Regions from separate parts of the Homo sapiens genome. Here region 2 is linked to region 1. Evidence: read pairs that join two places in POLR2A ChIA-PET (ENCODE). Cell type or tissue: PC-9. All regions are shown on one strand. Links, peaks and the distances in the headings refer to the core of each region. The heading gives the core; the rest is flanking DNA.

The links. Peaks named below come from ENCODE experiments on the same cell type or tissue, not always from the same donor. Only the 100,000 strongest peaks of a DNase experiment are listed, where the experiment ranks them.
Region 2: POLR2A ChIA-PET joins it to region 1 with 9 read pairs; 2 of 35 experiments call an interaction of 5 or more read pairs at or near these places.

What each region holds. Positions count from the first base shown.
Region 1 is chr9:76,242,927-76,250,844 of GRCh38, forward strand. The region is part of intron 24 of PCSK5 (proprotein convertase subtilisin/kexin type 5); the gene reads left to right. Among named protein-coding and RNA genes, the nearest start is that of RFK, 150 kb to the right of the region's middle. In PC-9, for the core only: no CTCF peak of the experiment used is centred there; a DNase peak (open chromatin) is centred at 4,675.
Region 2 is chr9:75,944,608-75,951,013 of GRCh38, forward strand. The region is part of intron 2 of PCSK5 (proprotein convertase subtilisin/kexin type 5); the gene reads left to right. Among named protein-coding and RNA genes, the nearest start is that of PCSK5, 57 kb to the left of the region's middle. In PC-9, for the core only: no CTCF peak of the experiment used is centred there; no DNase peak of the experiment used is centred there.

The sequences.
Region 1 (7,918 bases), core at 2,398-6,397:
AGACACCTTGACAGGAATGTATGAATGTGTGTGAACTCCTTCAGGTTCAGTGAGGATCTTATCATGGAGGTGGGAACAGTGACAAGAAAACCATGGTCACTAGGTGTTCGCATTGGCCTCATTCTCCACTTAGCTGACCCAGCTAAAGATGAGACCAAGGGGAAGTCACTGGAAATGGACTCCACAGCAGACACTGACCCTCTGGGGACTCAAAATCCAAAAGACTCACCTTGCAAAAAAAGATAGATTAGGAAGTTTGATTTACTTGATTTACTTTACAAAGCACTATTAAGCTCTTCAGTCCATTCATTACTTAAGAAACTTTGTCTACTGTGTGCTGAGTGCTCGCCTTGATGGGGAGAATTTCAAAGGTGATATGGCTGTGATCCTACTATAAGGGATAGCAGGATCTGTCCCAAGTGATACACCTGGAATGAAACCTCTTAGAAGACAACCTGCCAGAGTAGAGACAGGTATAAAGTGCAGTGACACCACCAGAAAGGGTGACAAGACCATTCTAAATACCTCTAATTTCTCATTTTAAATTCTAAAATGCCCTTAATTTATAATATCTGTATGTATTGGGCCTCATTTATTCTTGGATAGACTTGGCTGAACCCAATTGTCACCTTATTTCTGAACCCTTTGTTGATCTCTCCAATAGAATAAATTCTCCCTTTTCTAGTTTCCCTTTGTTAGGCCAGCGAGAATACCTTTTAGAGGTGACTAGTGTAATATTTGCTATGTATACACCTTTCTGCCTGGACACTAAACTACCTGAGAACAAGCTCTTTGACTTATATGCTCTGAACTAGCAGAGTGCCCAGGACATAATAAATATGAATTAATGCATGAATGTTTGTTGAATTGAATTTGAGAATTGCCCAAATTCAAAGCAGAGATGAATGGCTTAGGATACCCAGGGTCTTAGATTTGCTGTTTTCTCTAATCAAACTTTGTTTATGAACCAAGAAGAAGAAAAAATAAACCATACAATACAAAAATAAATGATTTTGGCCAAGTGCAATGGCTCACGCCTATAATTCCAGCACTTTGAAAGGCCAAGGTGGGCAGATCACTTGAGCCCAGGAGTTTGAGACCAGTCTGGGAAGCATGGTGAAACCCTGTCTCTACAACAAAATACAGAAAACTAGCCAAGTGTGATGGCATGCACCTGTGGTCCCAGCTACTCAGGAAGTTGAGGTGGGAGGATCACCTGAGCCTGGGAAGTCAAGGCTGCAGTGAGCCGTATTCATGCCACTGCACTCCAGCCTGGGCAACAGAGCAAGATCCTTTCTCTAAATAAATAAATATTTAAAATTAAAAAATGATTTTTCATGAACTATTAGAACTATAAGGAAGCTTTGATCAGACCATGGTTTAAGTTTTATAATTTTAAAGAGATAAATACAAACTTGAAAAATTTGAATAATTTACTATAGATTTCCCCAAGATTCCTCCTGTGAGAAGGGACATCATCCTTTGGAGAGAACTTAACTTTATTCCATTTTAATAATGTAGATTCACCTCTGGGCCAGGTCTAGACGATCTCTAGGGGAGTCAGAGAAAAGTGAAATCAGTTATTGTGAGACATTTCATCTACATTATGTAATAATTAGCTGTTGAAAATCCTGGGGTTTTTTTTTTTTTTTTTTAGCTTTGTATTCCTTTCCAGCTATTTAGTGAACATTAATATCTATCTTTTATACCTAACAAAAAAAACCCTCAAATTCCAGATTAACTAGAATCTCATCTATTTCCTGGGTGGACCTAGCTATCTGTTATTCCAAGGAAAGATTACCAAAAAGGGGGCAGAAAACTAAACTCATGACCAAAAATGATTGTTTCGTCTGGAAGAAAGTGTTGAATTAAATACTTTGAGACGAAATAAGGATTTTTTAAATTATGAGATTCGATTTCTCTTCTTTGTCAAGTTGTAAACAAATAGATAACATTTTATATAATACTATTCTGCTCCAAGAATATTTGATGTCAATTCTTTCTCTTTCTAACCAGTATCCTGAATGGAAATTTTAACTACTAAGATAAATCTAAGTTTTAAATTATATTTCTTCACTAGCTGAGGATAGAAGTAAATGGAGTAACTTTTACCTAATGTTTTGAGGCACATTTTTTGTTTGTTTGTTTGTTTTAATTTAGGGAATGTAGCAATAGCTATGACTCTTAACTATAACCTGAGATCCAGACATCTTAGATTATATACCATTGACTTGATGATTGATTTTAATCAAATTACATAAGTTGTTCTTACTTTTCTACCTCATCAATAAATATAGTGGTTAATGTGCCCTTGTTTTAACTTAGAAAGAGATCATGAAAATGTATCGGTATTTGCAGATTGAAATGGCTGTCTCCACTCTTGGGATAAAACATATCCAAATTTAAAAATTGTAAGGAATTGCAAAAAAAAGAGAAAGGCTATATAAATTCACTGCCAAATAAGGGGACAAATATATGCACCAAAAGGATTTTTTAAAAAAAGAGAACCTCTGGGCACTGAAGTGTTCAAGGAAGGCTTTTAAGAAGATGGGAGTTGAGGTGAACATTAGTGTTTACATAGAATTTAGACAGATAAGAGAGAAGAGCTGTACTATAGGGGGTCTTTATATTTGGACAATAGCAGGAAAAAAAGGCTTCTGCTATGGATTTTGAGACACCAAGTATACTAATTTTGCAGAAGGAATGAGGAAATATAAGGAAATAGGCAAAGAGAAGTTTGGGGAAGTGGTTGAAAACAAAATCTTGAATTCCAGACTAATGAGGTTAAAAGTATTCTGTGACTAAAAGAGAATCATTGAAGGTTCTTCTAAAAACAGAAGTGGGAGAGTGGGTGTCTTGAAGGGGGTATTAAGAAGTTAATTTGGTTATTGCGTTAACTGTGTTCAGGATAATTAAAGGGAGAGAGGCTTTAGTAGATAAACCAGCCAGAAGACTATTTCAGAAATCCAGATATAAAATAAAGCAGACAAATCTAAAGTGATAGCCAGGAAATTATGAGGACAGAGGGAGAGATGTTTTTAAAAATCACATGAAACAAATGGCCTTCAAGCATAAGAAAAAGATGCTTGTTCACTGTATGGGAAATGCAAATTAAAACTGTGAGAGGCCTGGCGCAGTGGCTCACGCCTGTAATCCCAGCACTTTGTACTTTGGGAGGCCGAGGCGGGCAGATCACTTGAGTTCAGGAGTTTGAGACCATCCTGGACAACATGGTGAAACCCCCGTCTCTACTAAAAATACAAAAATTAGCTGAACATGATGGCTCAAACCTGTAGTCCCAACTACTTGGGAGGCTGAGGCAGGAGAATCGCTTGAACCCAGGAGACAGAAGTTGCAGTGAGCTGAGATTGCGCCACTGCACTCCACCCTGGGCGACAGAGCGAGATTCCATCTCAAAAAAAAAAAAAAAAAAAAAAAAAACTACCGTGAGATACCATTTCTAATTTATCAGACTGGCAAAAATTCAAAAGCTTACAAGTTCTATAGGCAAGGTTGTAGGAAAGCAATCACCACTGTTATTGCTTCCTGGTGGGAAGACAAAATGGTACAATGGCTGTTGAAGGAAATTTGGCAGTATAACACAACTCCATATGCATTTACCCTTGGACCCCACAACACCCCTTCTAGGAATTTACCCTGGTGACATACATCCTCAGATTCAAAACAGCATATTCACCATGCTATTTATTGTGGTGTTACTTGTGGTAGTAAACTATCAGAAACAACCTAAATGCTTGTCCATGGAAGACTGGTTGAATGAATGGGGTACATATACACAATAGAGCACTCTGCAGCTACCAAAAGAGCAAAGACGATCCGTATGAACTGATGGTGATTTCATGACACACTGTTACATGGAAGGCAAGGCACAAAGGTACACATAGTATGCTACTATTACCAGGGGTCCTTGCTCCCAGAGCTCCTAAGATGGTGGCAGGCCACTTCCAAAATGGCGGCAGGCCGCTTCCAAAATGGTTGCAAGCCTCATGTTCTCTGACCTGAGGTTCTTGGCCTCATGGATTCCAAGGAACGGAATCTTGCGCCATGAGGTGAGTGTTATAGCTCTATTAGAAGCTGTGGGTCACGGAAGAGAACCGTGGAACCCAGTGACTAGTGTTCAGCTCGATTAGGATGAACCTAGGCACTTAGTCATGCAGGAACAATGGCAAGCCTTTAGCCAGATCAGGAGTGGCAATGGGCACCTCGCTGGATCAGGAGCACAGTGGACACCCTGCCTGATCTGGAGGGATGGAAGTCAGCGGCAGGTCTGTGACAGCGGCAAACAGCAGTGGTGGACGCGAGCGAAACTTCAGCTTGAGCCGTAACAAACATGGACCAGAAGAGTGCAGTTGCAAGATTTAATAGAGTGAAATAGAGTGGAAACAGAGCTCCCATATAAAGGGAGGGGACCCAAAGAGTGTAGCCGTTGCTGGCTGGAATGCCTGGGTTTATATCCTGATCATTGTCCCTCCCTCTGTGCTCTCAGGGGATAGATGATTGGCTATTTCTTTAACTCCTGTCTTTGCCTAATTAGCATTTTAGTGAGCTCTCTGATTGGTCCGGTGTGAGCTAAGTTGCAAGCCCCATGTTTAAAGGTGGATGAAGTCACCTTCCCAGCTAGGCTTAGGGATTCTTAGTCAGCCTAGGAAATCCAGCTAGTCCTGTCTCTCACTACCTTTGTGGTAAGAAAATGGTGAGATAAAATGTATGAGTGTATTTACATTTTTATTTACTTTGGCAAAGAGAAAAAAGATAACTAAGAAACTAATGAAAGTGGTTACCTATAGAGAAAGGTAAAGGAGATGGGCAGGACTTCACTAGCTATATCTTTTTATTTTTTAATCTTTTTTTTTTTGAGACAGAGTCTCGCCCTGTTGCCCAGGCTGGAGTGCAACGGCGTGATCTTGGCTCACTGCAACCTCCGCCTCCCAGGTTCAAGCAATTCTCCTGCCTCAGCCTCCCAAGTAGCTGGGATTACAGGCACCTGCCACCACACCTGACTAATTTTTTGTATTTTTAGTAGAGATGGAGTTTCACCATGTTGGCCAGGCTGGTCTTGAACTCCTGACCTCGTGGTCCGCCAGCCTCAGCCTCCCAAATTGCTGGGATTACAGGCATGAGCCACCGCTCCCGACCTTAATCTTTTTTAAAAAAATTTTTTTTTAAGAGATGGGGTCGCACTATACTTACCAGGCTGGTCTTGAACTCCTGGCCTCAAGCAATCCTCCCATTTCGGCCTCACAAAGTGCTAGGATTACAGGCATGATCTACCGCACCCAACCTTTAGCTGTATCTTTCTAGTTATGATTTGAACCAGATAAATATTTTACATATTCATAACAAATGACATAGTAAGTAGTGTGAATGGACTCCCACTAGCCAAATGTAGGACAATTAGAGCATTTTTTTTTAAATGGGTGATAATTCCAACTCAATTAATATTTTAAATCCATGCATCAATAGTGAAGAAAAAGGAAGAGAGAGGGGAATAGAATAAAAGGGAAAGCTCTTTTTTACAGAAACAGTTCAGCTGTCATGTATTTCAGGAAAGAATTAGGAAATCATCATTTTGCATCCCCTAGTATATGAACCCAAAGGAGAATCATCAAATCATAAGTAGATATAAACACACTGGGTGGAAAGTTGCTATGGAACAAGATCATCACACAGACTCAAAGTACTACTACAATTAATAGTTAATTACAATGAAGAGATTTGCTGGTTACCAACTTAAACAAGTTATTATACATAACATCACTATTATCAGTTCCATAAACCTGACATTATATGTCTCCTGATGTGGTACTCAAGTAGATAATATCACCTCATATTCTTTTTGTTTTGTTGTTTTGTTTTGAGACAGGGTCCCCCTGTCATCCAGGTTTGAGTGCAGTGGCTTGATCATGGCTCCTGAGCTCAAGTGATCCTCCCCGCTCAGACTCCCAAGTTCCTGGGACTACAGGCATGCACTATTAGCCTGGACTAATTTATTTTTTGTAGAGGTGGGGTCTAGCTATGTTGCCCAGGCTAGTCTCAAACTCCTGGCCTCAAGCAGTCCTCCCACCTTGGCCTCCCAAAGTACTGGGATTACAGGTGTGAGCCACCGTACCCAACCCTCACCTCGTATTCTTGACAAAAGTGTCTAGATCACTGATTTTCAACTGGAGGCAATTATGCTTCCATGAAACACTTGTCGATGTTTCAGACAGTTTTGATTGTCGTGACTGGAAGGTTGTTACTTGCATCTGGTGGATAGAGGTTGAGGATGCTACTAAATATTCTATGATGCACAGGACTGCTCCCCCACAACAAAGAAATCCCTAGTCCAAAATGTCAATAATGCTGAGGTCAAGAAAAATCGTATTTAGCCTCAAGATAATCACAAGATAAATCAAGAATGTGGGGTATCTATAAGACAACTGGCCTGTACTTGGAAAGAAAATTCAATATTAGGGGAAAAGTGAAAATTAGGGAATTAAAAAAATAAAGAGATAAAACAATCAAGAAAATGCAGAAGTATTTTTATTTTTATTTTGAGACAGTGCTCTATGTCTGAAGTGCTCTGTCAGCAGAAAGGACTTAGAAGCTACAATACCCCAGCAGCAGTAAACACAAGTGCCTTGATTGTGGTTTCTAATACCATTCTCCAATAAACAATACCAAGGCTCCTTAGAGAATTGGCTGATTTGGGGACTGGGACAGGAAATAAACAGGATGAGCCTGCAGCATCTTGTAATGACAGAATGTAGGAGGATAGAAAGGGGTATAGCTCAGAGGTAAAGCATTTGACTGCAGAAAGTAAGGAGGTGCTCAAAGGAAAAAATCCACAATGATGGAAATATGTCAAAGGGACACAAGAGCCAACTGAAGAGCTCTCACTGGCCTAAGCTGGAACAATTTGGGCAATAATATAGATAGAATGGTATTAGATTATAACCCAAAGAATAAAATAAGTATCCATGAGTTCATACAAATATAAATAAATGGTGGATAAGTAAATAGGAAGGAGGCGACAAATCTTTCATGCAAAAGAATACCAAATAACTTATTTAAATATTCCTCTTTTAAGAAAGTGAAGGCCAGGCACGGTGGCTCACACCTGTAATCCCAGCACTTTAGGAGGCTGAGGCAGGCAGATCATAAGGTCAAGAGATCGAGACCATCCTGGCCAACATGGTGAAACCCTGTCTCTAAAAATACAAAAATTAGCTGGGCGTGGTGGTGCGTGCTTGTAGTCCCAGCTACTCAGGAGGCTGAGCCAGGAGAATCACTTGAACCTGGGAGGCAGAGGTTGCAGTGAGCCGAGATGGCACTGCTGCTCCCCAGCCTGGCGACAGAGTGAGACTCTGTCTCAAAATAAGAAAGAAAGTGGAGCATCACTCCCTACTACTTCTTACCTGTGACTTTTATCCAAGAGCACAGTATGGAAAGGGCAGGGGCAGAAGGACTTTACAGTGTAGAAAGCTGACAAACACTACGTCATACATGTGATAAAGGGAAACATCACCAGGGATAAATCATATGGATTGAATGTACTTTTGATACAATGTAATGAGAACCACTTTACCTCTATAGTCTTTCTGCCAAAAAACCATGACCCCAGTCTAGTAGTGAAGAAAATATCAGACAAATCCCAACGGAGGGACATTTTGTAAAATACCCAATTAATACTCAAAACTGTCCAGTTCATTAAACAAGTCAAGTCTGAGAAACTGTCACAGCCGAAAGGAGCCTAAGGAGATATGATGAGTAAATGTAATGTGGCATCTCAGGTGGGATTCTGAAACAGAGAAAAGACACTAGGTAAAAACTAAAGAAAGCTGAATAAATTACGGACTTTACGTTAGTAATAACCACATTATAATAAAAATAAAGGGCCTGATAGAGCTATTTGGGG
Region 2 (6,406 bases), core at 169-4,168, 300 kb before region 1:
TGTCTTTGTTGAGGGCACATTTTCTCCCACATGTGTAAAGTTTGGAGAGCCCAGGGCTCAGTCAGCTCTGTTCTTTTCCTAGGGGATTTCATTAATTCCCATTGCTTTAAATCACCATTATGCTGGTGTTCTTGCCTCAAATTTCTATCACCGTTTACCTTCCGGACATCCCCAACTAGATGTTTAATAAGCACCTAAAATGTAATAATAAAAATAACATGTCCAGGCGCGGTGGCTCACGCCTGTAATCCCAGCACATTGGGAGGCCTAGGCAGGCGGATCACCTGAGGTCGGGAGTTCAAGACCAGCCTGACCAACATGGAGAAACACCATCTCTACTAAAAATACAAAATTAGCCGGGTGTAGTGGTGCATGCCTGTAATCCCAACTACTCGGGAGGCTGAGGCAGGAGAATTGCTTGAACTCGGGAGGTGGAGGTTGTGGTGAGCCGAGATCACACCACTGCACTCCAGCCCGGGCAACAAGAGCGAAATTCCATCTCAAAAAATATAAATAAATAAATAAAATAAAACATATAAAAATATAAGAATAACATATAAGATATATGTCATACATATATAATATAACATATAAAATATAATAATAAAAATAACATACGTGGAACTTTTACATTTCTACCTATTACCATGGTCCCCAAGCCTTTTCTTTCCCAGGGAATGGCACCATGATTTATCCATTTTTGCTGAAGCCAAAAATGGAACAGAATCATTCTTGATTCTCTCCCTTTCCCTCGTTTCTCCTCACTGAGTCATCAAGAGATATTGTTGGCCCCACCACTAACATTTATCTTGCAGCTATGAATCTGTGGACTTTCTCCCCCTGCACTGCCACCATCCTGGTTAATTCCACCATCAGTGTTGACCTGGTTAATCCCACCATCAGTGTTGACCTGTTTCACAGCAATTGCCTCTACTTCCACTGCTGTTCTTCTACAGTCATTCTCCACAGAGAGTAAACTTCCAGAGTTCAAAAGAGATTTTTTTTTAATGACTTTATTGATCCTGAAATAAAGTCTAATTTTTTTTAAGTTATCTTCAAGGGCCATTATGATCTAGCCTCTTTCTACCTCTCTGAACTAGTCTTTGACACACCTCCTTTTTGCTCATCACACTTGGCCATATCTCTGTCTCGCTTTCTGTCTCAAGCCCTTTCCCTTGTTTCCCCTGCCTGGAATATGCTTCCTTTGGTCTTTGTATGATGGATGCCTTCTCAGCCTTCATATCACTTCCTTTGAAAGACCTCCCTCAATATCCTTGCTAAGGTAGATCTTTAATCTCACCTGCCCAATTCCTGTCTGCCTTCAGCATGTTAATTTCCTCTTTGATATCTATGTGAATCCAAAACCATATTGTTGATTTGGTGACTGTTGGTTTTCTCATTCTAGGATACAAATTCAATGGAGGCCATGCATCTCATTAACTGTGGTATTCCCATGGCCTGGAACAATATCCAGCACATAGAAAACCTTCAATAGAAGAATACATGAATGAATAAATGACATTTGAAATTAATTTTGGAAGATAAGTGATAGAGGCAATAATAAAGTTTGGAGCTGTAATTTTTTTCTTTATTCTTCTAGTACTGACATCATTTTATGGTGATGTACACGGTACTGTCTCATTTTAAGTATAGACATTAGAGCAACTGGTTGGAGAGAAGACACTGTTATAAAATGAAAGCAACATCAATTGCATTTAGGATATTTGGATTCTGGTCTCAGCTTTACTACTAGCTCAGAGTGGCTATTAGCATGCCACTCCTCTGTGGGCTTATTTCACTTGTAAAATCACGGAGCAGATGAGCTATTTTCTAATGTTCATTCTGATCCATTAATTACCATCTTGAATCAGTGTCACTTGTGATTTTACTATTAGTCCATGTTGCCATCATATTGCTTTTTTCATATTCTCTGTTTTAGTTTCTTTCCAAACTTTCTCCTTCTGCCTTTTTCCTCAATATTTACAATATTTCTTTTTTTGAGACAGAGTCTCACTCTGTCACCCAGACTGGAGTGCAGTGGCGCAATCTCCGCTCACTTCAACCTCTGCCTCTCGGGTTCAAGTGATTCTCCTGCCTCAGCGTCCCAAGTAGCTGGGATTACAGGTGCCCACCACCATGCCAGCTAATTTTTTTGTATTTTTGGTAGAGGCTGGGTTTCACTATGTTGGCCAGGCTGGTCTTGAACTCCTGACCTCGTGATCCACCCACCTCGGCCTCCCAAAGTGCTAGGATTACAGGCATAAGCCACCGCGCCCAGCCAATATTTAAAATATTTCTTAGCACTTTGAGCTCTTCCCCAGATACTGTTTTGCCTTAAAAGGCTAATTTTGCAGATGGACTTGAGATTAACTTGGTTAGTCTTGAGACAGACTTAATACAGATGTTATCTATTCAGCTATGCATATAATAAATGAGGAACAAGTAACGTTGCTTCTTTGTTCCTGCAGTACGTGTTTCTTGCAATATAAGAGAATGATGATGAGAATAATAATAATTGTTATTGCTGGCATTCAGGAAGTTCCAGGAGAAGGTAGTTCCAAATAGCAAAACATTGTACTTAACAGAGGTTCTTCTAAGGAGTTAAAAACTTTATGTGGCTTTTGAAGAAATAGAATACCTTCTAAGACGACAACAACAGTAGAACAAATTTTACAAAGCCATGAAAATTAGAATTAGAAATATATTAGGTGGCCAGTGGTGGTAGAGTCAGGATAGAAAATAGAAGAAACCAAAAATAAAGTCAGATAGAACAAGGGTGGATGCAGTTAATGAAAATTTTTGGTGGTTATGTAGATTACTTTTTAATCCTTTCGCAAAGCTAAGTAAGCATATGAGTTGGCAAGCCTAGGCTGCCATTCCAAGAAAAATTAAAAAAAAAAAGAACCAACAAAAGTGCAAAAGACTAACAGAGTAAATAGGTAAGAAACAGGACTGTGTCCTTAGGCCAGATTTGCTAGGCCCCAACTCAAAGGCAGGTTTTGCTTTAAATGGAATGTTCTAATAATGTCCCTTAGGCTGTGGACATACTTTTCAGACTTACTCCTGGCAGTCATGGGATTCCCTTCTTCAACTCACTTTTGTGCAGAGAAAAAAGAAGATAGAAACTTTGGGAAAAATGAAGTTGTACCTTACATGGGGAAAACTGAAGTCTCCCAGGAATGAGGTAGCATGAGAGAGATACCCAGAGTTCTACTAACCATTCACACATTTGCTTTCTCCATGGATATTTTAGAGACAGGGCCTCATTCTGTCACCCAGGCTGAAGTGCAGTGGTACAATCACAGTTCACTCTGGCCTCAAACTCCTGGGCTCAAGTGATCTTCCCACCTCAGCCTCTTGAGGAGCTGGGACCACAGGCACGTACTACCATGCCCACTTAATTTTTTTTTTAAATTTTTTGTACAGACAGGGTCTCACTAGGTTGGCTAGGCTGGTCTCAAACTCTGGTCCTGAAGCAATCCTCCTGCCTCAGACTCCCAAAGTGTTGGAATTATAGGCATGAGCCATCATGCCTGGCTTCCCCACAGATAAATATATATATTTTTATTATACTTTAAGTTCTAGGGTACATGTGTACAACATGCAGGTTTGTTACATATGTATACATGTGCCATGTTGGTTGTTGCTCCCATCAACTCGTCATTTACATTAGGTATTTCCCCTAATGCTATCCCTCCCCTCGCCCCCCCACCCCCCGAAAGGCCCCATTGTGTGATGTTCCCCGCTCTGTGTCCATGTGTTCTCATTGTTCACCTCCCACCTATGAGTGAGAATGTGCGGTTTGGTTTTCTGTCCTTGTGATAGTTTGCTTAGAATGATGGTTTCCAGCTTCATCCATGTCCCTACAAAGGACATGAACTCATGTCCTTTTTTATGGCTGCATAGTATTCCATGGTGTATATGTGCCACATTTTCTTAATCCAGTCTATCATCGATGGACATTTGGGTTGGTTCCAAGTCTTTGCTATTGTGAATAGTGCCACAATAAATATACGTGTGCAGGTGTCTTTATAGTAGCATGATTTGTAGTCCTTTGGGTATATACCCAGTAATGGGATCACTGGGTCAAATGGTATTTCTAGTTCTAGATCCTTGAGGAATTGCCACACTGTCTTCTACAATGGTTGAACTAATTTCCACTCCCACCAACAGTGTAAAAGCATTCCTATTTCTCCACATCCTATCCAGCATCTGTTGTTTCCTGACTTTTTAATGATCACCATTCTAACTCACCACAGATGTTTTTGAGAGCTTATTGTGTACAAGGCACTGAGCTAGACATCAGATATAAGACTAGAAAAACAAACCTAGTCACTGCCCTCATAGCACTTACTATCTTATCAAATCTAAAATCCAGGCCCGAAGTAAATAAAAACAAAACCAAAAAACTACTTTTGAAGATACTAATGAATATATTTTAAGAAAACTTATCACTAACACATCTGAAGTTTATATTTGTATCTAGGATGCTAGATAAAATAACAAATTTTTAATATGAGTATGTCTCAGATATGTCAAGGGACATACCTATATTGAAGTGTTTATTTGTTGCTTATCTGAAATTTAACTCAGCATCCTTTGTTATTATTTGGTAACCCTAATTTATACCTAAACAATTTTAAGACTAGGGTTAAGAATACCAGTACTGTGACATTGGTGTAAGTACTGAGGCATAACTTTTTTTTTCAAATGGGGTTGGAGCATTTGAAAGGATTTAAGGTGTAAGGACTGACCAAAATCCCAGTATCCCATGACATCAGTAAGTCAGGGGATTTCCTATTTTTCCATGTCATGAAGTTTTCCTTGAAATCATCATCATAAAGGAACATGGATTGTGTAACCATTGTTTATTTTGCCAATATTTATGTTGGGACAGTTGTTTATTTATTTATTAAATTTATTATTATTTATTTATTTTTTGAGACGGAGTCTCACTCTTGCCAGGCTGGAGTGCAGTGGCACAATCTCAGCTCACTGCAACCTCTGCCTCCTGGGTTCAAGCAATTCCCCTGCCCCAGCCTCCCAAGTAGCTGGGACTATAGGCGCGCACCACCACCCCCAGCTAACTTTTTTATTTTTAGTAGAGATAGGGTTTCAACATGTTGGCCAGAATGGTCTCGATATCTTGACTGTGATCCGCCCACCTCAGCCTCCCAAAATGTTGGGATTACAGGCATGAGCCACCGCGCCTGGCCTAACTTTTAATTTTTGTGGGTGCATAATAGGTGTCTATATTTATGGGGTACACAAGATGTTTGATACAGGCATGCAGTGCATAATAATCACATCATGGAGAATGGGGTATCCATCTATGTTGGGACATTAAGATTGGTTTTCCCGTTTATAACAGTATCTGTAAGCCAACAAGTAAAGTCTCTCCACACCATAGTGGTTATTTCTTTGTAGTTTAGTAGAAAGACAAACTCATTCTGCACCTTTTAAGATACTTTACAAACTGTCCTTCTCTATACCGGACCCTTAAACCTTTATAGTGGGACACACTTGTGTGTGTGTGTGGGGGGGGCGGGGAGGGGGGAACTGCTACAGCTAACCTCAGAGCTGCCACAACAAGGGCCTTTTATTTATTTGTTTTTTTTTTTTGAAAGCAACTGAATTTACTTTTTATATAAATCTTGTGTAACAAGAGATATTAAATTTGGATCAAAATTTTAGACAGGAATATATCAGGCAACAGAGAAACCAAAAAGACATATTAACCAGATAACTATTGAACCTCACATTTTTTCAAGGCTTATGTTAAAATTCAAGTTTTATAATCCTTAATTTGTTTTGGATGCTATTTGAAAGGCCTAAATTATTTGTTTTTAAAACGAAAACACCATCAGACTAACAGCTGATCTCTCGGCAGAAACTCTACAAGCCAGAAGAGAGTGGGGACCAATATTCAACATTCTTAAAGAAAAGAATTTTCAACCAAGAATTTCATATCCAGCCAAACTAAGCTTCATAAGTGAAGGAGAAATAAAATACTTTACAGACAAGCAAATGCTGGGAGATTTTGTCACCACCAGGCCTGCCCTAAATGAGCTCCTGAAGGAAGCACTAAACATGGAAAGGAACAACAGGTACCAGCCACTGCAAAAACATGACAAATTGTAAAGACCATCAAGGCTAGGAAGAAACTGCATCAACTAACGAGCAAAATCACCAGCTAACATCATAATGACAGGATCAAATTCACACATAACAATATTAACTTTAAATGTAAATGTGCTAAATGCTCCAATTAAAAGACACAAACAAGGGCCTTTTAAATGAATGCATCTATTTAGTTGCTTTCTGATCAGCTGTTGTCTTTCAGATTGTATGATTATAGGCAAAGCAACCATTGAAAGATTTGTAGATTTGGGAAATTTTGTAAGTA